3 separate regions of the Homo sapiens genome follow, and regions 1 and 2 are each linked to region 3. A link is an interaction called in ENCODE POLR2A ChIA-PET data of the cell type or tissue named here. Cell type or tissue: CD4-positive, alpha-beta T cell. All regions are shown on one strand.

Region 1 (8,000 bases), 100 kb before region 3:
ATGAGATGCTGGAGTCGGAGGAGGTGGGAAGGGAGGGGACAGCACCCCTCCTCTGTGTTTGTGGAAAGGGGTGGAGTTTCCACTGTAAAGAGGAGGGCTGGGTGGGGCACCTGAAGGAGAGGGGCTGCATGAAAACGGTAGAGACTGAGAAGGGGAGAGAGATGGAGATCTGGGGAAAGGAAGCTTTGTTTGAAGGCTCAAGCTTAGGAAGCCTCTCCTTTCTAAGTTAAAGTAATAGTCATTCTGCTTTCTCATGGCCTGCTGCTCTCAGAGATTATAGTATGCTCTGGGCTTGACCTGGGAAAGGTCCAGTAGCCAGAAAGTACTCTGGGAAGGGACCACAGTGCTTCTGAACCACCTTGCAGTGGCTCTAGCCAAGAAGGGACTGGAGGCAGCCCTCTTCACCTCATAAGGGCTCTGGGGGCCTGCTGTGGCACAGAGGACACCTCCAAGAGTGGGGCGTGGCAGAGCTGCAACACTGACACGAGGGATTTAGGAAGGTGCTCCATTTGGGAGGGCATTTCAGAGAGAAAGCCACACTTAACCTTGAGTTATATGCAGTGCAGTATGAGCTTACCAGGCGAATTCAAACCCCTCACCTTGTGTAGGATATACCAGGAGAAGTTGACCATGGAGGTGCTATGCAAACCTGTGTCTTTTCTCATGTAAATTTTAAAGAAAATCAGTCATTCCTCAAGAAAGAAGGCAGGTGTGGGGCCCACATGGTGTGGTAGGGTGGTGGATGGACTCAGCTAAGCCTGCTGCTCCTGGGCCACGGTGAGAAACCAGCTGTGGTGACTGGGTGGGTTAGGCGCCTTCCCACAGCCTGCTGCTCAGGTGGTGCAGGGCAGCTACGGGCTGGTAGTGACGCCCTGGATATGAAATCCGTGAGTGTGTGCGGGAACTGTGGCTGACCATCCTAAGGAGGTGCTGCAGGGAGGGAAAGCACCGGGGACAGAGCCATAAAGGAGGGAACGTGGATTGGAGGAGCCAGGAGCAAGGGAGGTTTATAGCTCAAGGCGGCAGATGCACTGGCCCCAATGAACAGCAGCTCAGAAGCAGCGCAGATAAACAGGCATGGCTAGGCCCTAGGCAGGGGATACTGCATTTACTTTTGCATAAATTCATGAAGTAGTTATATGCTTTTGACTGGAAACAATAGGAGGCCCAGTGAAAACAAAGAGACTTAGCAATCCAGGCTTTTTAGGATTGGATGCTTGCTTGAGATGCCTAAGCACATAGAAGACACTCGGATGCCCCTGGGGTCAAAGTGTCTACTGGATGTAGACTTACAAGGGCCACGGCAATGGAGGATGGTGGGGGAAGTGATCCCCGGGAAAAGTCAGCTGCGGGTACACCTGCCCTCCCTCTCACCACACCAGGCACCTTCTTCAAGTTTGAGTCCCTAAGTAATTTCTTAAATCCGACCTAACCAAAATCCAGTCCCCATGCAATCCAGACATTTGAACACTCAGTGCTGCAGAGCTCTGTCCTTACTTCTTTTGTCCATCTCTACCCACTGCCCTGGAGACCTTGGTGATCTTTTCTGGTCTCACAGTTTTGATTACCTTCTATTTGCTGAGGACTCCCAAGTTCCATCTTCAGGCTGGATCTACTCAGCAACCTCACTAGATGTCCACTGGATTTCTCAAACTTGACACATCCAATGGAAACCTCTGATCTTTTCCCAGAACCCCCACATGACTTGCGGCTGTCTCCATTTCAGCTGATGGCCACTGTGTGACCTGGTGGTCAGTCATCCTTGATTCCTCTTTCTCACACCCGTATCTGACACGTCGGCACGCCCTGCTGATGCTTCCTTCAACATCTCACTTGGGCTCCCAGCACTTCTCATCACCTCCACTGCTCCATTCCTGGTCCACATTGTCATCAGCCGCTACGTAAATATGGCGATGGCCTCCTAACTGTGTTCTCTATTTCCCCCTTTGCCCCTTGCAGGCTAATCTCAACACAGGTGCTGGAGTGGTCCGATTAAAGTATAAATCAGGTCATGGCGCTCAAACCCTCTGCTCAAAACCCTCCAATGGTTCCCCATTTCACTCAAAGTAAAACCCAAAGTCCTCACAATGGCATTACATGCTCTGCCTATTTTGGCTATGATGACTTCTCTGACCTCGCCTTCTTGTATGACTCCTGTCATTCCCTCTGTTCCAGCTACGTTCCTGTCTTCCCACATACTGTGGCCCCCTCAGGGCCCATGTGCTGGCTGCTCCTCTGGCTAGAATGCGTCTTCCCTACATATCTGCATGGCTCTCTCCCTCACGCTTTAAAAATCTTTGCTGAAACATCATATTTTTAGCCAGGCCCACCCTGACCACCCTAGAGGGCAAACAGATTTTCCCTGATCCCTAATCCTTCTTATCCTCTTTACCTTACTATATATTTTCCACAGCAGTTTCCACCAGTATCTAACATACCCAATCATGTATTTATTTCATACATTTAGGCTCTTTTTCCTCACAGGGACATAAGCTCCATAAGAGCAGAGGTTTTTGTCTGACTTGTCTAGTGGTGTAGCTCTAGTATTTAAAACAGTGCCAATAGGAGCTTAATACATATTGTTGAATGAAATATTCCCCTTAAGTTGGAATTCCTTGGGGGGAAAGGAGCTCTAGGGATCTCACCGAAGCGCTTTCTGATGCATCTCATGTTTCTACTTGCTAGCCCTTCTTTCAGTATGGTTGCTTTCCATTTAATCTTTGGGCAGCCATGGCATCTGAGATTCTAAGTACCCTCCTCACAGCCTCGCCTGTTTTCTCTGCTTTCCAGATGAGGTTGTGCTGATCTGGTGAACTGCCCTTTGGAGCTCACCTTAGCCAGGTCATACCGCCACTCTGGGAACCCTGGAATGTTATTTGTTAGTACGGGCTTTCTGGGCCTCCTGGGTCCCTTACCCAAGCCCTGACCTGAGAGTCCGTGAAACTGAATCCCTCCTGTCTCTGAGTGGGACTCCGGGTGCACATTCCTAGTTCTCCTAGAGTGTGGCTCTGCTTTTTTTTTCCCCTCTGAGCCAGAAGCTTGGAAACAGAGAGGTAACGAAATGGATGAGAAATAGGGAGTACATTTGAGGACACTTAAATACAACCAGGCAAGAAAGTTAAAGAATTTCTTCAAGGCTGGGGATGAAAATTGCTGTGTGTTCATTTAATGAAAATGACATAGAAGAGCCAGTGTTCAGACAAAAAATAATTCAGAGATTCTAAAAGTTAGAATTTATCAGTATGCTGAGAAGTCTTTAAAATTCTAATAAGCTTTCAACATTTGTGCCGTTTGCTGGGCTTAAAGAAACACAAGGAACAAAGAACAAGAATTTCCTCTTAGGTAGGACGATGATGTCTAATGCATCTATTTCCCTTGCTACATTCTATTTCCATTTCATTCTGAGATCCTGCTAAATTCGGAAGGTTGCCCTTGGGTTTTCAACACTGCAGGGGATGATTTAAATCTAAATAATAATAAAAAGCCACTGCTTTTATTGTACTTTTATTTTATAAGTTGATGGAAACATTTCATATACACATTAAGTTTTGTAACCCAATCTTGGTACTTGCTGGGTCCCGGAGGGGCTGTTTCACTACTTGGGACTTCCCTTGTGTTTGCATTATCCCTCCAAGGCAGAAGGAGAAAATGCTTTCACTGAAGCCAGAATAGTGTTTTATTTGAAATAATTCTCATTTAAGGCAAGGCACACACATTCCAAGTGCACATACATGCACACACAGTCTCTCTTATATGGGCTGCATCATAAAATCACAGAGTTTTGGAATTGAAGGGACCTTAGAGATCATCTGTTCTAACACCAGCATGTTACCTATGAGGAAGCTTCTGCCAGACAGGTTAAGTACCTCATCCAAGGTCACAGGCATGTAGTGAAAGAGACCAGGCTACAATTCAGATTCCCTGACTCAAGTCTAATTTTCTTTCTGCTACACCATATTGACTCCAAAATAAGATAATGTATATGAAATCACTTTGAAAACTGAAATGTATTACACAGGTATTCAGTGTGGAGAAGGAGAATTACAATGAGCTTGCTTTCTTCAGAGGTGAGCATGACTTGCTCAGGTCTCTTCCCGGATAAAGTAAGTTCATGGTGTGTGAATCATGAACCGTATTTCTAATTAGGTTTCTGGGTATGGCCTCCAGAAAATGAGCATCAAAGGGGTCAAACCAAAACACAGTCTTCATTCAAGTCCAGCTCGTGTATAGCTCTACTTTTTCTTCCTTCTCACCCTCTCTGTCTGCCTCCCTCTAGTGTCCACCTTTAGTTATTGCATGTGTGCCCCGCAGAAAGGCTGCATGCAGACTACTATCCACCATGTTCACCATTATTTGTTCAAATTACCCCCCTATTTCTTGATATCAGTAGCTGTCATCACGACCAAATTAGGATGCTTTTTATATCAACAGGAATAAATGACTAATATAAAGACCTGGATATTAAGAAAAGTATTTAAAATCGTTTTGTGATTGGAATGATAACACATTCAAAGTTTGGTAATTAAATTGTCTTTAATAGACTTAAATCACATAAGAAGCCCTTATAATTAATTGAAATGTTTTAATTACAAACATAATTATTTTTAAGGTAGAAGGCCTATTAAATTAACTAACACATGATTCATTAAAAAAATTACTGCTTTACATGGAATGCTGTCAATTACTAAATATTATTGCAAATTACTTGAAGGATTAAAATTTTATTTTGGTACTATTAATAGATTAATGTATTAAATCATATAGTGATTATAAATAATATTTAATTAGTCCTATGTTGCCTTCTTTAATATATAGACATATCTATATATCTATATTTATCCCTCAGTCATTGTAACGTGTTCCCTTGAAAGAAACATGTCTAACTTCATATTCTAACTAGGATCCTTGTTAATGTGTAAAATATTGACAAGAACACTCACAACTCATTGGTAGGAGATTCTTTGGTAGCGTTGCCTAAATGCTCTGGATCAAGTAGAACAAATTGGCTGCTAACAAAGCCTGTAAACTATGGATCCCATTTCCTGATCTTAAAAGATCCATTCAAAAGTCTGAACGACATTTACAAGTAAGAGCCTTCCACCATGTTCCCAGCTCTTTTCAGCCTGTGACAAATAGGTCAACGTGCACAGTGAGAAGGGGAACTGTGCATTGTTCTCCTGCCTCATTTCTTGAGTTGGCTGTACCTCCTGCCTTGATCCTTCACCTGTCCCTCCACACTCCTCATTGTCTAGAGATGCACACATGATGCCAAGCACACCCGTGCACACGCACGGGCACACATGCACTCTGAAGGCCAAAAGGCAAGAAGTCATTCAGTTGGATGGCTGTAGCTGGGTCTCAGAGGAGACGGTGTGCAGCTGGAAGCGCCATGCTTGCTGGTTTACTTGCTGCTCAGCAATATGGAGTGCTTTGCCAACAGACTCCTACTGCTTCTTCCCCTCTTGAGGAGAAACTGTCAAACAACACGAGGATAAAAATTAAGCTACAAATAAAAATGTTTACAGCTTTCAATAGAAAGTCAATCCTATTTTAACACTCCAAAAGTATTCTCCAAAAAGTTCAATGACACAAATTGCGAGGGTGATTTATTGCCGGGTGAATGAAATGACCAGATGCCCGCAATCTGAATGGGGCTTTTCAGGGATGCTTTCGGGAGGAGTTTCACTGGACCTCTGAGGTAGGAAGTTGGGGGTGAGTATTGTTTCCACTGCCTATACTTTTTCCTTTACCTTCTTCTGGCGACAGACCTCTCCTTCCTCCCTGTTGGGTGCATGTGTGACCCAGAAGAGACCAGTCACAGCTGCTCTTCCCCAGCCACAGGGGTGAGTCCAGGGACAGACACAAAGCAAGGCAGAGTCCTTCCCCGAAACTGTGCTTTCTTCATGAGTCTATAAGGGCGCAAGTCCAGATCTCTGGTAGCGAAGGAAGCAGTCTTTTAAGGATGTGCAGACCAAGGGAAGAGGCAGGAGTGGCTGCCTAAGAAAGAATGCCCCAGTGCCACCGTCCCCAGGGCCAGTTGCACCCATATTCTTTCTTTGCAGCTTAGGATTCTCTCCCCTTTTTGGCATAAGTTAACTTGAATAGAGTTGCTGTTACTTGCAAGTGAAAGAACCTTAAATAATACAGAAATGACTCCAAGATTTAGGTCAGAAGACACATTAGTGAGGCAGCAGTTGCAAGTGACAAAATTCCGTCTTCAATTAGTTTAAGCATAAAAAATAAAGGATTGGCTTGAGGAACAGAAATGTTCAGGAAAGCCTTCAATTTAGGTTTCCCTGATTCAAGCACTCAGACGATATCTTCAGGATCCCACTGAAGGCGTTCTGGAAATGCCAGCCCCAAATATGCCACTGTGGTGTGCTGATGACTTTGAAGTCAGGGGACTTGGGAAACAGTGATGCAGGCAGAGACTTTCTCTGAGCCCCTTTATCTGCCTAAAGACGGATCCTCCGAAAGGAACTCAATTGTCATGAATCCCCTCCTGGGAATCTTCTCAACTGGGGAAGATTAACTCAGCTCACAGGAAAGAAGAATAGAGGTTGGCACCAGCCCAGGCAGATTGTCACCTCTGCTCCTGAGACAATATTTGTTACCGGAGAGACTTTTATCTGCATAACAAGACAGCCTTTATTCGCACAAATTTCCTCCCCTCACGCTCCCATAACTTGTGTCCCCACCACCCCCCAAAGCCCCAAGCCCCTATTCCTTTCTGTAGCTCAGGATGCTGCATAAGCTTCAATCACTTGGCCCGTCTTCAAGGTTTATTCTGCAGGACTGCCATGCATATGTATATAATTAAACGTGGCTTTTCTCCTGTTACGCTGTCTTATGTCAATTTAATTCATAGCCTAGCCGATGAACCTAGAAGAGTAGAAAGAAACCACTTTTCGCTCCCCTGCACCACTTTTTCTCCAACCCTCTGCTCCGTCTGTCTTCCCCAGTGTTAGTTTTCTTCCCAGGGTGGCTCTCTGGCTTTCTCTGCACATGGTAAATATCTGCCACGTTGCACCCCGCCCCACCTGAGGAACTTCGCGCTTGCAAGGTTCTTAGTTCCCACAAAGCAGAAGGAAAATTCCCCTCCCTCCCCTGACACCCACATCACCCCCAAAGTGAACCAATCACTGAGTCCAGAGGTGTGGGTGCTCCACTTGGTCAGACATGCTCTGGGCCTGACCTGGAGGTGGAGCTACTTTCTCACTGCACAAGCAGGATTTTTGCCATAGAAATGGGAAAAGGATGACCCCCACTGACCCCCACCTCTTTGGGAGAAGATAAAACTTGTGGTAAAGGGAAGATTGAACATAGAATACAAGGAACAGGCAAAGCAGATCAGAAACTATGAAGCAGCAACAGAGGCGGCCGGAAGATAACATGTCAGGCATGCAACCCACTGGCTGCTGAGACACCGGACATCCACAGAGCGTCTGCTGTGCGCGCAGGGCAGCACCAAAACACTGCACGTTTTGGTTGCTGAGCCATCTCCTGAAAGGGAATCAGTGCAGGCAGCTGGCAAAGCAGTTCAAGGTGGTCAAGGGGCGGATGGCAAAGAGGAGGACAAGGTGAACAGCACCAACCAGCCATCCTACATCTGCTCAGCTGGGGTGGCGGCATCCTCCTGGGCACATAGGATGTGAAATCTGCTGGTGGCGTTTTGTTTTTCTCTCCCTTTTGTTTGTTTAATTGACAAGAGTATGTTTCTCTTTCTCTTGGCTTGACTATCGTGAGAAAGGAGGGCGGGCTCAATTAGCTGTAGATGCCTTTCCTGGAGGCCTAGGAGCTGTTTAAAAAGGCACAGGTGTGTGGTGGCTACACGGTATCACCTGGGATTTACTCCCATAAATGGGTCAGGTGTAAAAGAACGGCCGTTAATTAATGCTGATGAGCTGAAGATGCATTGCTTACCCTGACTGCTCAGCATGGAATGTGTGAGTTAATTCCAGGAAATCTAATTACTGAAGTTTCTAGTTTGCCTCTCCCTT
Region 2 (8,000 bases), 67 kb before region 3:
TGTGTCTCTGCCAGGCTTTGGTATCAGGATGATGCTGGCCTCATAAAATGAGTTAGGGAGGATTCCCTCTTTTTCTATTGATTGGAATAGTTTCAGAAGGAATGGTACCAGTTCCTCCTTGTACCTCTGGTAGAATTCGACTGTGAATCCATCTGGTCCTGGACTCTTTTTGGTTGGTAAGCTATTGATTATTGCCACAATTTCAGCTCCTGTTATCGGTCTATTCAGAGATTCAACTTCTTCCTGGTTTAGTCTTGGGAGAGTGTATGTGTCCAGGAATTTATCCATTTCTTCTAGATTTTCTAGTTTATTTGTATAGAGGTGTTTGTAGTAATCTCTGATGGTAGTTTGTATTTCTGTGGGATCGGTGGTGGTATCCCCTTTATCATTTTTTATTGCGTCTATTTGATTCTTCTCTTTTTCTTGATTAGTCTTGCTAGTGGTCTATCAATTGTGTTGATTGTTTCAAAAAACCAGCTCCTGGATTCATTAATTTTTTGAAGGGTTTTTTGTGTCCCTATTTCCTTCAGTTCTGCTCTGATTTTAGTTATTTCTTGCCTTCTGCTAGCTTTTGAATGTGTTTGCTCTTGCTTTTCTAGTGCTTTTAATTGTGATGTTAGGGTGTCAATTTTAGATCTTTCCTGCTTTCTCTTGTGGGCATTTAGTGCTATAAATTTCCCTCTACACACTGCTTTGAATGTGTCCCAGAGATTCTAGTATGTTGTGTCTTTGTTCTCGTTGGTTTCAAAGAACATCTTTATTTCTGCCTTCATTTTGTTATGTACCCAGTAGTCATTCAGGAGCAGTTTGTTCAGTTTCCATGTAGTTGAGTGGTTTTGAGTGAGTTTCTTAATCCTGAGTTCCAGTTTGATTGCACTGTGGTCTGAGAGATAGTTTGTTATAATTTCTGTTCTTTTACATTTGCTGAGGAGAGCTTTACTTCCAAGTATGTGGTCAATTTTGGAATAGGTGTGGTGTGGTGCTGAAAAAAATGTATATTCTGTTGATTTGGGGTGGAGAGTTCTGTAGATGTCTATTAGGTCCGCTTGGTGCAGAGCTGAGTTCAATTCCTGGGTATCCTTGTTAACTTTCTGTCTCGTTGATCTGTCTAATGTTGACAGTGGGGTGTTAAAGTCTCCCATTATTAATGTGTGGGAGTCTAAGTCTCTTTGTAGGTCACTCAGGACTTGCTTTATGAATCTGGGTGCTACTGTATTGGGTGCATATATATTTAGGATAGTTAGCTCTTCTTGTTGTATTGATCCCTTTACCATTATGTAATGGCCTTCTTTGTCTCTTTTGAACTTTGTTGGTTTAAAGTCTGTTTCATCAGAGACTAGGATTGCAACCCCTGCCTTTTTTTGTTTTCCATTTGCTTGGTAGATCTTCCTCCATCCTTTTATTTTGAGCCTATGTGTGTCTCTGCACATGAGATGGGTTTCCTGAATACAGCACACTGATGGTTCTTGACTCTTCATCCAATTTGCCAGTCTGTGTCTTTTAATTGGAGCATTTAGCCCATTTACATTTAAAGTTAATATTGTTATGTGTGAATTTGATCCTGTCATTATGATGTTAGCTTGTTATTTTGCTCGTTAGTTGATGCAGTTTCTTCCTAGTCTCAATGGTCTTTACATTTTGTCATGATTTTGCAGCAGCTGGTATCGGTTGTTCCTTTCCATGTTTAGTGCTTCCTTCAGGAGCTCTTTTAGGGCAGGCCTGGTGGTGACAAAATCTCTCAGCATTTGCTTGTCTGTAAAGGATTTTATTTCTCCTTCACTTATGAAGCTTATTTTGGCTGGATATGAAATTCTGGGTTGAAAATTCTTTTCTTTAAGAATGTTGAATATTGGCCCCCACTCTCTTCTAGCTTGTAGAGTTTCTGCCGAGAGATCCGCTGTTAGTCCGATGGGCTTCCCTTTGTGGGTAACCCGACCTTTCTCTCTGGCTGCCCTTAACATTTTTTCCTTCCTTTCAACTTTGGTGAGTCTGACAATTATGTGTCTTGGAGTTGCTCTTCTCGAGGAGTATCTTTGTGGTGTTCTCTGTATTTCCTGAATCTGAATGTTGGCCTGCCTTGCTAGATTGGGGAAGTTCTCCTGGATAATATCCTGCAGAGTGTTTTCCAACTTGGTTCCACTCTCCCCGTCACTTTCAGGTACACCAATCAGATGCAGATTTGGTCTTTTCACATAGTCCCATATTTCTTGGAAGCTTTGTTCATTTCTTTTTATTCTTTTTTCTCTAAACTTCCCTTCTCGCTTCATTTCATTCATTTCATCTTCCATCACAGATACCCTTTCTTCCAGTGGATTGCATTGGCTCCTGAGGCTTCTGCATTCTTCACGTAGTTCTCGAGTCTTGGCTTTCAGCTCCATCAGCTCCTTTAAGCACTTCTCTGTATTGGTTATTCTAGTTATACATTCGTCTAAATTTTTTTCAAAGTTTTTAACTTCTTTGCCTTTGGTTTGAATTTCCTCCTGTAGCTCGTAGTTTGATCATCTGAAGCCTTCTTCTCTCAACTCGTCAAAGTCATTCTCCATCCAGCTTTGTTCCATTGCTGGTGAGGAACTGTGTTCCTTTGGAGGAGGAGAGGTGCTCTGCTTTTTAGAGTTTCCAGTTTTTCTGCTCTGTTTTTTCCCCATCTTTGTGGTTTTATCTACTTTTGGTCTTTGATGATGGTGATATACAGATGGGTTTTTGGTGTGGATGTCCTTTCTGTTTGTTAGTTTTCCTTCTAACAGACAGGACCCTCAGCTGCAGGTCTGTTGGAGTTTGCTAGAGGTCCACTCCAGACCCTGTTTGCCTGGGTATCAGCAGCGGTGTTTGCAGAACAGCGGTTTTTCGTGAACTGCGAATGCTGCTGTCTGATCATTCCTCTGGAAGTTTTGTCTCAGAGGAGTACCCGGCCGTGTGAAGTGTCAGTCTGCTCCTACTGGGGGGTGCCTCCAAGATGGCCGAATAGGAACAGCTCCGGTCTACAGCTCCCAGTGTGAGCGATGCAGAAGACGGGTGATTTCTGCATTTCCATCTGAGCTTTGAAGAGAGCAGTGGTTCTCCCAACATGCAGCTGGAGATCTGAGAATGGGCAGACTGCCTCCTCAAGTGGGTCCCTGACCCCTGACCCCTGAGCAGACTACAGTGTTTTTTAATGAGAAAGGATAATCTCTGCACTCTCCTCCCAGATAAAATATTCCTTGGGACCAAGTTGGAAAAAGAATGATGGGCCTATCTAATTCAACATAGGAGGTCCTTTGTATGGGGCTGAAAGCAGCTCTCTTTATTAAGGTGATGTGTGATACTATGTATAACCTTGTCTGAGACAATTAAGAGCCTAAAGTAAATGGAGTGGCTCTTGCTCAGTTGACTGCTGGCTCAATAAGGATCTGCCAAGTTTGTGTAACTTAAACTACAATAAGAAAACCCTGGGACTAGAATAAGGACAGAATAGTCCCATTGTGCCCTCCTCTAAACAGATCACTTCTGGAGTGGTCTCTTCCAGGCTCTTGAAGTGCCACTGATGTTACAACTTGGAGAAATAATACCCAAACATGTATGTATGTATATATATATGTTTTTACCATGCTCTAGGGCTCTCAAAGCGGATACATTTATTAACTCCCTGAGCCTCACAATAAACCCAGGATTTCATATTATCCCCATATTGCAGATGAAAAAAACTGAGGCTCAGAGAGGATAAAAAACTGAGGCCAGGAGGTGGAAGTTCTAGAACTTAAACACAAGCTCTCTGGCACCAGGACTGGTGTTTTTTCCACTCTACCATGCTGCTTCTCTGCACCGCAAAAAGCTCAGAGGCAGGTGGCCAGGGCTGAGGCTTCAGGAAGCCACATCCTGGAGGGAGCTTTTGAAGAAACTGGAGATGCTTGGCCTGAAAAAGAGGTTCTTTAGAGGGCCCCCGATAGCTGTTGTCAAATATTTGAAACCTGTCATATGGAAGAGGGAGGAGATTTCTTTGTAACTCCTGAGGGCAGAATTAGGACTAATCGATTGGAATTATGCATGAAGCCAGAGGGTGAATGCAAAACCATGTCTGAAAGGAGTGAGAAGTGTTGGAGCTGCAGAACTATGTCCATACACGTCATCAAAGCAATGGCTGAGAGCAACAGGAGGGCCTCTCTTTTTTATGTTCTAAGAGCTTAACTGACTTTGTACCTCTGAGTCCCTTCACAGAAGTTTTGTGTTCTTATACGATGATGATAATTTCTAAGAAGCCATTGGACACAATGGAATCAGCAGATTCCCAGCACCCAGCCAGAGAGCTGATAGAAGAGGAGCTTGAAGAAGCAACAGTCGGAGGCCAGAGAATTCTGGCAAGATGGTGGGGATGATGGCCACACAGGTTTTGGATCTTCCTAAATCCCCACCTAAAAACAGAGATACTAAGTAGCAACACCAAAATCCTGGCCATGGACAGGAAGGAAAGAGCCTTCCAAGCATCTAGGCAGGTGGGAGGGAGGCCACTGGCGTGCGTGCGCGCGTGCGCGCGCGCACACACACACACACACACACACACACAGACACACACACACACACACACACACGCTGATTTTCATCAGTCTGCAGCCCAAGCCGGCTCAGTTTTGATTTCCCTCCTGGTAGTTTTCTTGCTCTGGGGCCCTGTGCTGGAGGGGAACCCTGGCTGGTCAGTTTCAAAAGTTCATAGTTCAGAGCCGACCACAGATCCGTTACACGCTCCTCCCAGTAGCAGCTGCTGGTCTCAGGCCTGCAGCGCTTCCCATCTGTTGGTGTTTGGAGTTCTCCTGTGCTGGGTCTGTAGCTGCCCAAGACTTCCCTCTACTCCCTCACAGATAGTGAGGGCGCTCAGGGCTTAGTTGGTGGTTTATCCTGACCTGCTTGTATTTGGGGTTCATGGGGATACCCCATCAGCTAGTTTGTGATAAATGTTGTTCATGGCCAGGTTTTTTGGTGTTGCTACTTAGTATCTCTGTTTTTAGGTGGGGATTTAGGAAGATCCAAAACCTGTGTGGCCATCATCCCCACCATCTTGCCAGAATTCTCTGGCCTCCGACTGTTGCTTCTTCAAGCTCCTCTTCTATCAGCTCTCTGGCTGGGTGCTGGGAATCTGCTGATTCCATTGTGTCCAATGGCTTCTTAGAAATTATCATCAGCGTATAAGAATACAATACTTCTGCGAAGGGGCTCAGAGGTACAAAGTAACTTAAGCTCTTAGAACATAAAAAAGAGAATAATGAAAAAGATTTACAAACAGATATAAAGAGGTGTTTTTCCCCAGTGAGTTGTGATCCTGGGCCTGGCAAGATAGGCTGTTTATCCACATTTTGCATTCTTCACCCCAGTAGAGAGCAATTCTCACAGTTGGGTGTCCGGCTCAGTAATCTGTCGCTTTTGCCTGACTAAAGTCACATCATTGATTGATGCCAAATCTTGCTCAATTAAAGGTTCATTTTTCTTTTGGCTGTTGGCAAATGCAACATTGATTATGGGTTATTAGCATCCACCCCCTCAGATTTCGAATGCACTGGGAGCGTTTGCCTGCATACCAACCACAGCAGCAGCACCTAGGGCCTGGAGCCACCTTTCTAATCTGGGCCCAAGGACACCTGCCAGTGTGTCTGACTGTAGGGAAGGGATTTGCTCAGTCAGGTCCTTCCTGGGAAGATTAAAAGGAAAAAAAGGATCTTTTCCCAATCTCCTTCCCATTCCCAGCCCCCTACCCCCACCTCCAAGCCAAGAGAAATGGTGATATTTTGTGATAACATCTGGGCTCTTTTTACTTGTTGGTTCATTCATTCATTCATTCATTTATTCATCCATTATGTATTTTTGAGTGCTGGCCTGTAGGGGAAATGAGAAAAGCACAGAGTCTATGGAGAGATGAGACTGAGTCTCATAAGCCCTGTGTGAAAATAACCTCCTTATTGCAGGAGTACCTAAGCAGATTGTGGAAACTGAGCCTGCCGCTGTGGCCACACCTTCCCATCACGCCCCTTCCTCTGCAGTTCTCTGAGGAGACAGCAGCCAGCAGCCCCGTCTAATCAGACATTTCTGTCTAAAAAAATAATGCTCCAATAGCCTTTCAGTTCTCACTTCCCATCTTCCACCTTGGAATTTCCCTATGGACAGCATGTCCTCCAGCCCCTCCATTCACCCCTCAAGGCCTTGAGGCAAGCCTCATTGATGCCAAGGCTTTCCAGGAGGGACAGCAGCTTCTCTTCCTTGCAGGGCTGAGGCCTCTGCAAGGAGCCCTCTGGTGGGATGGAGTCCATGTCCCCGAGGCCATCCCTCTAGAGTTTCCTTTGCGTTCTTGCCTCTGCTCCTGATGGGACCCACAGGTCTCTACTGTTACCCAGTACCTTGGTTTCCTTGGGCTGCTGGAACAAATTGCCATAAACTTAGTGGCTTAAAATAATGCAAATTTATTATCTTACAGTTCTGGAGGTCAGATGTCTTACTGGTCTAAAATCAAGGTGTTGGCAGGGCTGTGTTCCTTCTGGAAGCTGTAGAGGAGATTTTGTTTCCTCACCTCTTCCAGTTCCTAGAGGCTTCCTGCATTCCTTGGCTTGTGTCCTCCTGCTCTGTCTTCAAAGCCAGTAGTGTAGGATCATCTCTCCAGTGTAGGATCATCTCTCCTCTCTGAGCTCTGCTTCGTCATCCTGTTTTCCGACTTTGACTCTTGCTCCCACCTCTTGAGAGGACCCTGTGATGACACTAGACACACCTGGGTAATACAGGATCATCTCCCCATCTAAATCACATCTGCAAAGACCCTTTTGCTATATAAGGTAATATTCACAGGTTCTGGGGATTAGGACATGAACATCATTTGGGGGCTATTACCGTATCTGCCACACCCAGCCCTCATTATCCTGACCAAGGCAGGGAGAAAGCCTCAACTCACCTCAGCTGAGACAAGCCTGACATTTGTCAAAATGATAATACCTATGAGAGTTAACATGTGAGTGTCTGCTTCAAAATCTCAGGCCCTAGAAGAGCTTTAGATACACGTTCTCATTTAATTCCTCCTCAACATCTCAGGTAGTTGAGGAGACTGAGGCATGAGAGGTTAAACAGCTTACTCAATGGAATCAAACCAGAGAGCGTCAGAAGCAAGCAGCACATGGCTTCCCTGGAAAGGAAGGTCGCCTGGGAAGCTAGCGGAGCAGAGAGATAAAGACTTATTCCCAACTATTGCCTGCAACAGCAGAACTTTAAGTATTTTATATGAAAGGCAGGGGATAAAACTTCTCAAACGCCTTTGTGGCCAGTGTCAATTAAGCACTATCATTCTAGGAGGTTGCTAATCAGACATTTCTGTAGAAAAAAATAATGCTGCTGAAGTAAGCACGACTTCTCTATGAGCTACAGAATAACTGTCAAGCTTGTTAGTGGAAATTCTTGCCCCTCCTTTTCCTCGGTGGTTTGTTCAAGACTCTGCTGCAAAAAATGCCTCAAGTGCTTTTTCTAGCCACAGTCCCCAGACGGGTCTCTCATCTCCTTGCTTACTTTTAGTGGCAATGTGGATCTTCAGGAGTCTAATTTTCCTTTTGGAGGAGAGCTAGCAAATCTTCAGAAGAACTCTGCAGTTCTATAATCCTTCTGACTGCTGGGTGAAATATGGGCCTGGAGACAGATTTCGCAGGAATGAAAAGGTCTCACAGCTACTTGCCCTAAAGAATGTGAGCCCATGGAGAATCCAGGAAATGAAAATAAAATGCCCAGTTTTGATATAAGGCCAACAAGACAAATCTTGTGCATGGTTCAGTGTTAAATAATGTCCTTAATCCTCAGCCCTTGGGACCCGGTGTCTCCACTGAATGTCGATCAGCTTGGGTCAGAGTCTTTGCCGTGGCTGGACTGGCATTCAGGGCTGTTTGCAGGCACAGTAAATATTTGTCCTGTCAGACAGCATCTGGCTGCTCACATGTCTTGTTTAAGAGATAAATGTCAGGAACTTCTCTCTTTCTCTCTCTCTTTTTGGTGTGAATTACAAGGAGGTA
Region 3 (8,000 bases):
AGTAGCTGGGACTACAGGTGCACGCCACCATGCCTGGCTAATTTTTTGTGTTTTTCATAGAGATGGTGTTTCACCGTGATAGCCAGGATGGTCTCGATCTCCTGACCTCGTGATCCGCCCACCTCAGCCTCCCAAAGTGCTGGGATTATAGGCATGAGCCACTGCACCCAGCCACCTACTTCCTTTGATAGTGTTACCGGGGGTCCTTGCTCACAGAGCTCCCAAGATGGTGGCGAGCATCTTCCAAGATGGTGGCGGGCCACTTCCAAGATGGTGGCAAGCCTTGTGTTCTCTGACTTGGGGTTCTTGGCCTCATGGATTCCAAGGAATGGAATCTTGGGCCATGCAGTGAGTGTTATAGCTCTATTAGAAGCCGTGGGTCACGGAAGAGAACCGTGGAAGCCAGTGACTAGTGTTCAGCTCGATTAGGATGGACCCGGGCACTTAGCCGTGCAGGGACAATAGCAAGCCTTTAGCCCTATCAGGAGCGGCAATGGGCACCTCGCTGAATCAGGAGCACAGCGGACACCCTGCCGGATCCGGAGGGTTGGGAGTCAGCGGCAGGTCTGTGATGGTGGCAAACAGCAGTGGTGGACAGCGAGTGAACTCGAGCTGTAACAAACATGGACCAGAAGAGTGCAGTTGCAAGATTTAATAGCGTGAAATAGAGTGAAAACAGAGCTCCCATAAAAGAGGAGGGGACCCAAAGGGGGTTGCCGTTGCCAGCTCAAATGCCTGGGTTTATATCCCGATCCTTGTCCCTTCCACTGTGCTCTCGGGCAGCAGATGATTGGCTATTTCTTTACCTCCTGTTTTTGCCTAATTATCATTTTAGTGAGCTCTCCTTACTATCTGATTGGTTGCGTGTGAGCTAAGTTGCAAGCCCCGTGTTTAAAGGTGTAAGTGGTCACCCTCCCAGCTAGGCTTAGGGATTCTTAGTTGGCCTAGGAAATCCAGCTAGTCCTGTCTCTCAATAGGGCTATAACACTGGTCTTATTTGCACAGTCTCATTAAGCTGGTAGAATGGGGGGTCACAAACCCAGCAGGTCTGATTTGAAGGATTTCTCAGCAAAGCATTCACCATGCCTCAGTTTCTCCTTTATAAGATGGTAATGCCACTTCTCACCACTCATCACTTTCCATACATACTGGAAGCACTATAAAGAAGAGGCTTATAATATCACTCTTACCAACTAAGAAGCTTAAAATCTCTTTCAAGATGCTTTTCATCTGCTTTCCTTTTCTCAACATATTCTTGGAAGAGATAAACTTCTCTCTCACTTAACTTCTGTGTTTTCTAGAACTAATGAACTAATTTCCATTCATTCCAAAGACATCTTTGTATATACAAGATATGGGTCATTGGAAGGGAGGAAGAAACTATAACTTAGAGAAAGCTGTTCCCTATTACTTCCTAAATATGAAGATTTATTAGTTAAGTAATGCTAGCTGTTGTAACAGACGAATTCCCAAATATCAGTGGTTTAACACAACGGAAGTTTATTTTTTGCTCACACCTGGTGTTTCATGAGAGGCTTTCCATGATCAGTCTTGCATACACAAAAGAACCTTCTTTAGTGTCTCTACCTGTTAGATCTTCTAATAGGCCAGCACATTGGATAAGAGAGAATGAAGGCTGGAGCAGAAGGTTTATGCAGGTGAGGCTGGAAGTAAGGCACAGCACCTCTTCCTTGCTGAACACACTTTCTGCTGTCCCACTACATGGGGACTTGCTGCGATAGGAGGTATTAAAAATTGTTCTAGGCAGATAGGAAAAGCGGTCCTTGGAAAGTTTTCATCTCTTTTAAAGCAGCTCCAGAAACATTTCTTGTCTAGCAGGAAAGCCCTGGCTCTTAGAGCTGGGCAGGCAATCTTTCATATGCAAATGTTGGCCATTAGAAACTGGGTCCACCCCAACAAGAGGATTCCTGCTGCCTGCCTCCTTCTTCCCCTTGCCCCACATGTTCCTGGCAACATGGCTGCCCCCACATATCCCCACGTGTGTAGAACATTATGGCGCCCTGTATTTGCATATTAAAAGGCTAGGGTGGGAGAGTCAGTTTTTTCAAGGGCTACGTGAATGACATGCCTGGTCAAACCAATCCTCTGAGCCCTATGCAAATCAGATACTGCTTCCTCCAGCCTCTCCATATACCTGGCTGGTTTCTGCGTACTTGGGGTCCCCTCTCTCGCTTTGGAGCCGCCCCCTACCCCCCCCATCTCTGTACAGGGGAGCTGCTGCTTTCTTTCTTTTCCCTTCTTTCTTACCTATTAAACTCTCCAGTCCTTAAAACGACTCCACGTGTGTCCGTGTTATTTTATCTAATTCGACTTGAGACGAAGAACCCTGGTGTTCTTCCACTCATGGAGTTGCATCATTGCTATGGCAAAGTCTGGCTTTCATGCACAGGCTTCCTCTTTTGCCAGCACAAGGGCTGGGAGGGCTTGTAAAACCCCAACAACCTCAATGTTTGTTGCTCATTTAGACCAGAACTTCAAGTCTTAGCTGGGTGGAGTTAGTAAGATCCACAATTACTGATGAAGCTCCTTATCTCCACAAGAGAATCCTGGCTAAAGAGGATGCAGGGTCTCCGGCCAAGCACAGAGACCCCATCCTAGATTTCATTTCTCTGTTGATAAAGTGATCATTAGGATCTGTGAGTTTGGAGAGACACCTTCTTCAGTGAGCCACAATAATTCCTCCTGAAAACTGATCAGTGACATCTTTGCCAGCCAGAAGTACCTTCTGTAAAACTGAGGGAAAGGAGCCCCAAGTAACCCTCAGCTCTTTGAGTCCTCAAAGACCATCCCCCTACAGGACCTTGGCCCCAGATATTTCATATCAGATCAGCTTTTCCTCCCCGCAGGATTCTCTCTAATCATCTCTCACCACCCAAGGCAGTGTCAGCTCAGGCAAAGCAAACTAATTTTAATCTAAGGACAAGTAAAAATATAATTAAGAAGGTAAATCTATTTCCCAAATAGCATACAGTTCTCTGTTGACTATGCATTTTTTAAAGTATCTGTAAAGACAAAAGACATTCATTCATCAATACAGATACAGCTGCTCATTTGTTTGTGGAGTTTGCAATTAAATACAATTGCTTGTTTTTAAGAACCCAGCTTCTGCTGCCCAGTGAGATCTATTTTGGAGGGCAAGAGAGGAAAGAAGAATTCTAACTCAAACAGAGGGAGTTTGCAGAGGGAAACAAAACCCTGCGCAGGCACAGAATTCCTTTTAAATAGGAATGTTCATGAGAAAGACCTAGGATCTAAATTTTCCCCCAGGGTGGGGCTGCTTTTCGCTTGATGTTATCTCAGCACCTTCACTTCACTGATGAGGCCAACAGATCAAGATGAATAAGCTTTCTCAGTTGCCGTGTTATTTAAACCCACAAGCAGGCCCCTGCCCCTTCCTGGAAGGCTGCGGTGTAACACCTTAGCTGTCGCCTGGCGCGCTGCTGTATAAACACACCAGGCTCCAGATCCTTTATTTCAGCAGGTGATTCACAATGAAGGAGCGGGAGGCTGGGTCCCCAGAGCACGGAGTCCTTGCCTGTCCACCCCCCTTTTCTGGAGGGCGGGAAGCTCTTTAGTATGCCCTACTTAGCTCCAAATACAAAGAAGGCCACTCTGTTTCCAAGAAGCCATTCAGTCATAATAGATATGGTTAGAATGATAGCCCAGAGGCTGTGGGTTAGGAAAACACATTTATTAGAGAAGGATCCCGTTCACAATAATTAAGTGACACAAATGAATGCAAGTTAATGAAATCTCAGTGGGATTGAATGTGCTCAATCACGGCCCCCACCCCCTGCCCTGGGCAGCAGTAGTAGAGCATGAAGACTCAGGAAGCACAATGGGACCCCATTCTTTGGTCCTGAAATTCTCCCCATCTCCTCCCAATGCTGATCTGAGAGGTAGACCTCTCAAACTCTCCTGGAAGGTGAATCCTGAAGGAGAGGGGTGCAAGGACCTGGATTGCTGCATTCTGTCCCCTTCTGGCGTGATTCTTGGATGGTCTTTCTACACTTCAGCCTCAGGGTTTGCCAGATCCAGAATCCTCCCCAGGATATTTTGAAGAACACGAAGTGATTTTTAAAAAAGGCATTGAAACGAAAATAAAAAGCACTGAGGATGACTGCAATAATACACAATTTTATCATCCATCCATCCTTCCATCCATCCATTCAACAAAAACTTATTGGATATCTCCCTATATCAGGCACTGGGGTTATAGCAGTCAATGATAATAATAATGATGGTGATGATAACAGCAATAAGAATAATAGAACTAACAGTTGCTCCTGATGTTTTCCAGGCACTGTTCTAAGTGCTTCACCTACATGCCACTCATTCATCCTCACAACAACCCAATACTACCCAGGACAAGTAAACAAGGCACAGACCCTTTTGGGAAAGAGCATGTAGCCCACAGGTGAGGCAAGACCTCTGCAGGGAGAAAGCCAGGAGCTGAGCGCATGTGGGAGCCCTAGCCCTCTGGAAGGCTTTGAAGGCCTCTGGAGGGAGTGGCACCAGCTGAGCTGAGGCAGGAGGAGGAATGGCCTGGAGCCCAGGAGAGTGCTTAGAGGGGACTGCAGAGACCATAGTCCCTCTGGCTGGAGTTTAGGGTAGTGGTAAGAGATGCTGCGGGGTGGAGAAGAGGCTGGGAAAGACTTCCTAAAGGAGGCGACAAGTGACCTAAATGATGTGTAGAGTTGGCCAGGCAAAGGGTTTGGGGCTGGGGAGGCTGAGAGCCCTGGGGGGTCGAAAGGGAGCTGGACCACAGGGTGCTCAGCCAATGGGTCCCATCAGGTGGTGGGGTCAAGAGAAGTGGCTGGGGGGTGGGAACACGCCCACCACACAGCTTTGAAGCTGCACGCAGGAAGCTGGATGTGATTCTGGAGAGCACTCTGGCTGCAGCGTGGATCATAAATCCCAGAGGGCTAAAGGGGCAGCGATGGTGGGGATGCGACTCCTAGGAGTCTGGGTGACTGTTGAGGGCCAGGGTGGTGGGAAGGAGGCAAAAGGGAGATGATGTGTGGGATAACCAGAAAGCAGGGCGGGGAGAGAATGGGGTCCAGGGCGACTTCTAGGAACCCAACAGATCTGCAGAGCGGTGGCAGGCACACCATTGTGAGGTCTGCAGCCTTCCTCTCTGAGTTCAGGTCACACTTCCCTGACTTCCCTTTACTTACAGGGGGAGGGCTTCTTCACCAAAGGGAAATGACTGCTGCCGTGGGCTGCTCTGCTCCTTCCCTGCTCCTTCCCTGCTGTCCCCCAACTCCAACTATACCCCACTGCCCACCTTGGTCCTTGGAGTCCAGCACATACCATTGGTAGGTGTCCACATAACTCTATAGCCACAGGGGGGCCACTTTCAGATATACATTCTACATGGCCAGGCTGGGGCTATGGCCCAGGTGGCTTCCTTAGGGCCCATTTGGCCGGGCTCAGTGTCTGAGCTTTATGCGCATGCTTCCAGATCTTCTCTGACATCAAGCCATGTCATCTGTGGGCTTTTCCTTCTATAAGAGATTCTTAATCTGGGGTCACAGGTTCCTTCAGGATCTAGGGAGTCCAGGGTCACCCTGGGATTATATCTAGAGTTTTATGTGAATGTGAGGGGTTTTTGGGGAGAATGTTTATAGCTATCAGATGCTCTGAGGGATTTGTGATCCCCAAAAACTTAAGACCCATTGTTTTGGGCTCTGATTTTCAAGGTTAAAATTTTCCTGGCTAATTTTCCTTCTTATTCTCACCATCACCTCCCAATGCTAAAGCCCCTGGATAGCGTTCACCTCATCTCTTCACAGTATTTCCAGGAATTCAAAATCAGCATTTGCCTTTTAAAGCCTGTCTCCATTTTGCCCTGAAAAGCCTCCACTATTCTGCATTATGTATTTTTAAATGCTTGGGTGGGCACAGTGGCTCATGACTGTAATCCCAGCATTTTGGGAGGTCCAGGTAGGGGAATCACTTGAGCTGAAGAGTTCGAGACCAACTTGGGCAAAATGCAAGACCCTGTCTTTATCAAAACTACAAAAAATTAGCCAGGTCTGGTGGCATGCACCTGGGGACCCGACTACTCGGGACACTGAGGTCAGAGGATTGCTTAAGTCTGAAAGGTGGAGGTTGCAGTGAGCCAAGATCATGCCACAACACCCTAGCCTGGTGACAGAGTTGAGACCTCATCTCAAAAATAAATAAATACTCATTCTGCATATTTATATTTTATTGTATTAATAGAAAAAATTCTTATTATGGGTCCTTCTTCCTGCAGATCTCCATCACTTTTGAAGAGAGGCAAGCTTGCCATGCTCTTGCCTGATTTCAGGCCTTCTGACTTGGTAGACCCTTGGGAATGACAGCGGCTAACATTGGCTGGGAGCTTGTTAAAAGTCAGGCATTATGCTAAGAACTTGTATTATCTCATTTAAAACCCTTAACAATGCCATGAAATAGACATTACTGTTATCCCAATTTTAAAATAAGAAAACGGGGCATAGAGAGTATAGCAGGAAGGACGTGGCCGACCCAGAACTGGAACTCAGGTGGCAGAGTTCCAGAGCCTCATGTTAGCCTCCCACCAATCCACTGATTCACTTCATCTGTTCATTATTGGAGACGGTCACTGTCTAGCTTGCTCCCTAGCCTGGAATCAATAACTTGGAGTCAACATCATCTGAAGTCAGATCCTAACCCCTCTCACTGATGTCCCTTTTGGACAAGAGTTGTTCCACAGAGGAAGTGGTAGCTTTTGAATGATAGGAATACTGTAGCCAACATCAGTATCTCTTGTCCAGAGGTGATTTGAATGGCCAAGGAAGGTTCTGCTACTTCTCAAATAGTTTCCTAACCTAGAATTTCCTAGTATCTGAAATTCCAGCATTAGAGATTAACTCCTTTGGATTGGTTTTGTCCTACCCCACCCCACCCCACCCCAACATACACTTGAGTCTCTTAAAAAGTAGGAATCACCTGGGCATATGAATCATGGAGGCCCGTCCACTATGGCATTAGCCCTGAACGATTTTGAAATTAGAGGATGTTCAAAGAGGGAGGCAAATATGTAAAAGGATACTATTGAAGGTGTTGCCAAGGACCAGCCCTGCCTCTGCACCATATTGGAAGGAGTTTCATGGACTAGGCTCATCACGGGATCTTCTGATACTAACTCCTTAGTGCCTTGGCTTGTGCTTCTGCAGCTGAGAGAGACTGAGGAAGGACCAGCCAGGACTGTCCAAGGCTCTTGGGGAGGAAGTTCTCTTGCCTTTCTCCTTTGTGAGGTTGGGGAGCAAGTGACCTGTCAGCTCTGGGAAGTCAGCCAGTGGCCTGACATTACCTGACATTAGAAAGATCAGCTCTGGCTTCTGAGAAAGGTGATCCTATGGTTATCACAGGGGCAACATTACCCCCGGGGGGTTGCAATGCAAGTGCATGTAACTAATGGTGTAAGGACAGATAGAACCCCAAGACACTTCCCCTGGGCACCAGTGTCAAACAGCAGCTTCTCCTTTTTTCCTGTGGGAGCATCTGGACTTTCATATGTAAGAGGCTTTAGTATGGGCTGCATTGTGTCCTTCCCCACCACCACCAGATTCATATGTCCTTATAATAGAAGGAAATGTGGGCCGGGTATGGTGGCTCATGCCTGTAATCCCAGAACTTTGGGAGGCCGAGGCGGGCAGATCACTTGACGTCAGGAGTTTGAGACTAGCCTGGTCAACATGGTGAAGCCTCATCTCTACAAAAAATACAAAAATTAGCCGGGTGTGGTTGCGCATACCTATAGTCCCAGCTACTCAGGAGGCTGAGGCATGAGAATTGCTTGAACCTGGGAGGCGAAGGTTGCAGTGAGCCAGGATTGCGCCACTGCACTCCAGCCTGGGCGACACAGCAAGACTCCATCTCAAAAATAAGTAAATAAATAAATAATAAAAGGAGATTTGGACACCAGAGAGACACCAGGGGTGTGCAGTCACAGAGGGAGACCATGT

Evidence for each region. ChIA-PET counts read pairs that join two places held together with the same protein. Peaks named below come from ENCODE experiments on the same cell type or tissue, not always from the same donor. Only the 100,000 strongest peaks of a DNase experiment are listed, where the experiment ranks them.
Region 1: POLR2A ChIA-PET joins it to region 3 with 12 read pairs; 4 of 35 experiments call an interaction of 5 or more read pairs at or near these places.
Region 2: POLR2A ChIA-PET joins it to region 3 with 13 read pairs; 6 of 35 experiments call an interaction of 5 or more read pairs at or near these places.

The regions. Positions count from the first base shown.
Region 1 is chr14:65,820,616-65,828,615 of GRCh38, forward strand. No RefSeq gene overlaps it. Among named protein-coding and RNA genes, the nearest start is that of LINC02290, 290 kb to the right of the region's middle. In CD4-positive, alpha-beta T cell, CTCF peaks have their summits at 4,269 (motif pointing left) and 4,475; a DNase peak (open chromatin) is centred at 4,276.
Region 2 is chr14:65,857,334-65,865,333 of GRCh38, forward strand. No RefSeq gene overlaps it. Among named protein-coding and RNA genes, the nearest start is that of LINC02290, 250 kb to the right of the region's middle. In CD4-positive, alpha-beta T cell, no CTCF peak of the experiment used is centred here; a DNase peak (open chromatin) is centred at 3,818.
Region 3 is chr14:65,924,682-65,932,681 of GRCh38, forward strand. No RefSeq gene overlaps it. Among named protein-coding and RNA genes, the nearest start is that of LINC02290, 180 kb to the right of the region's middle. RefSeq lists an enhancer at 4,317-4,854. In CD4-positive, alpha-beta T cell, CTCF peaks have their summits at 3,497 and 3,697; a DNase peak (open chromatin) is centred at 3,430; H3K4me3 peaks cover 502 bases; H3K27ac peaks cover 3,733 bases.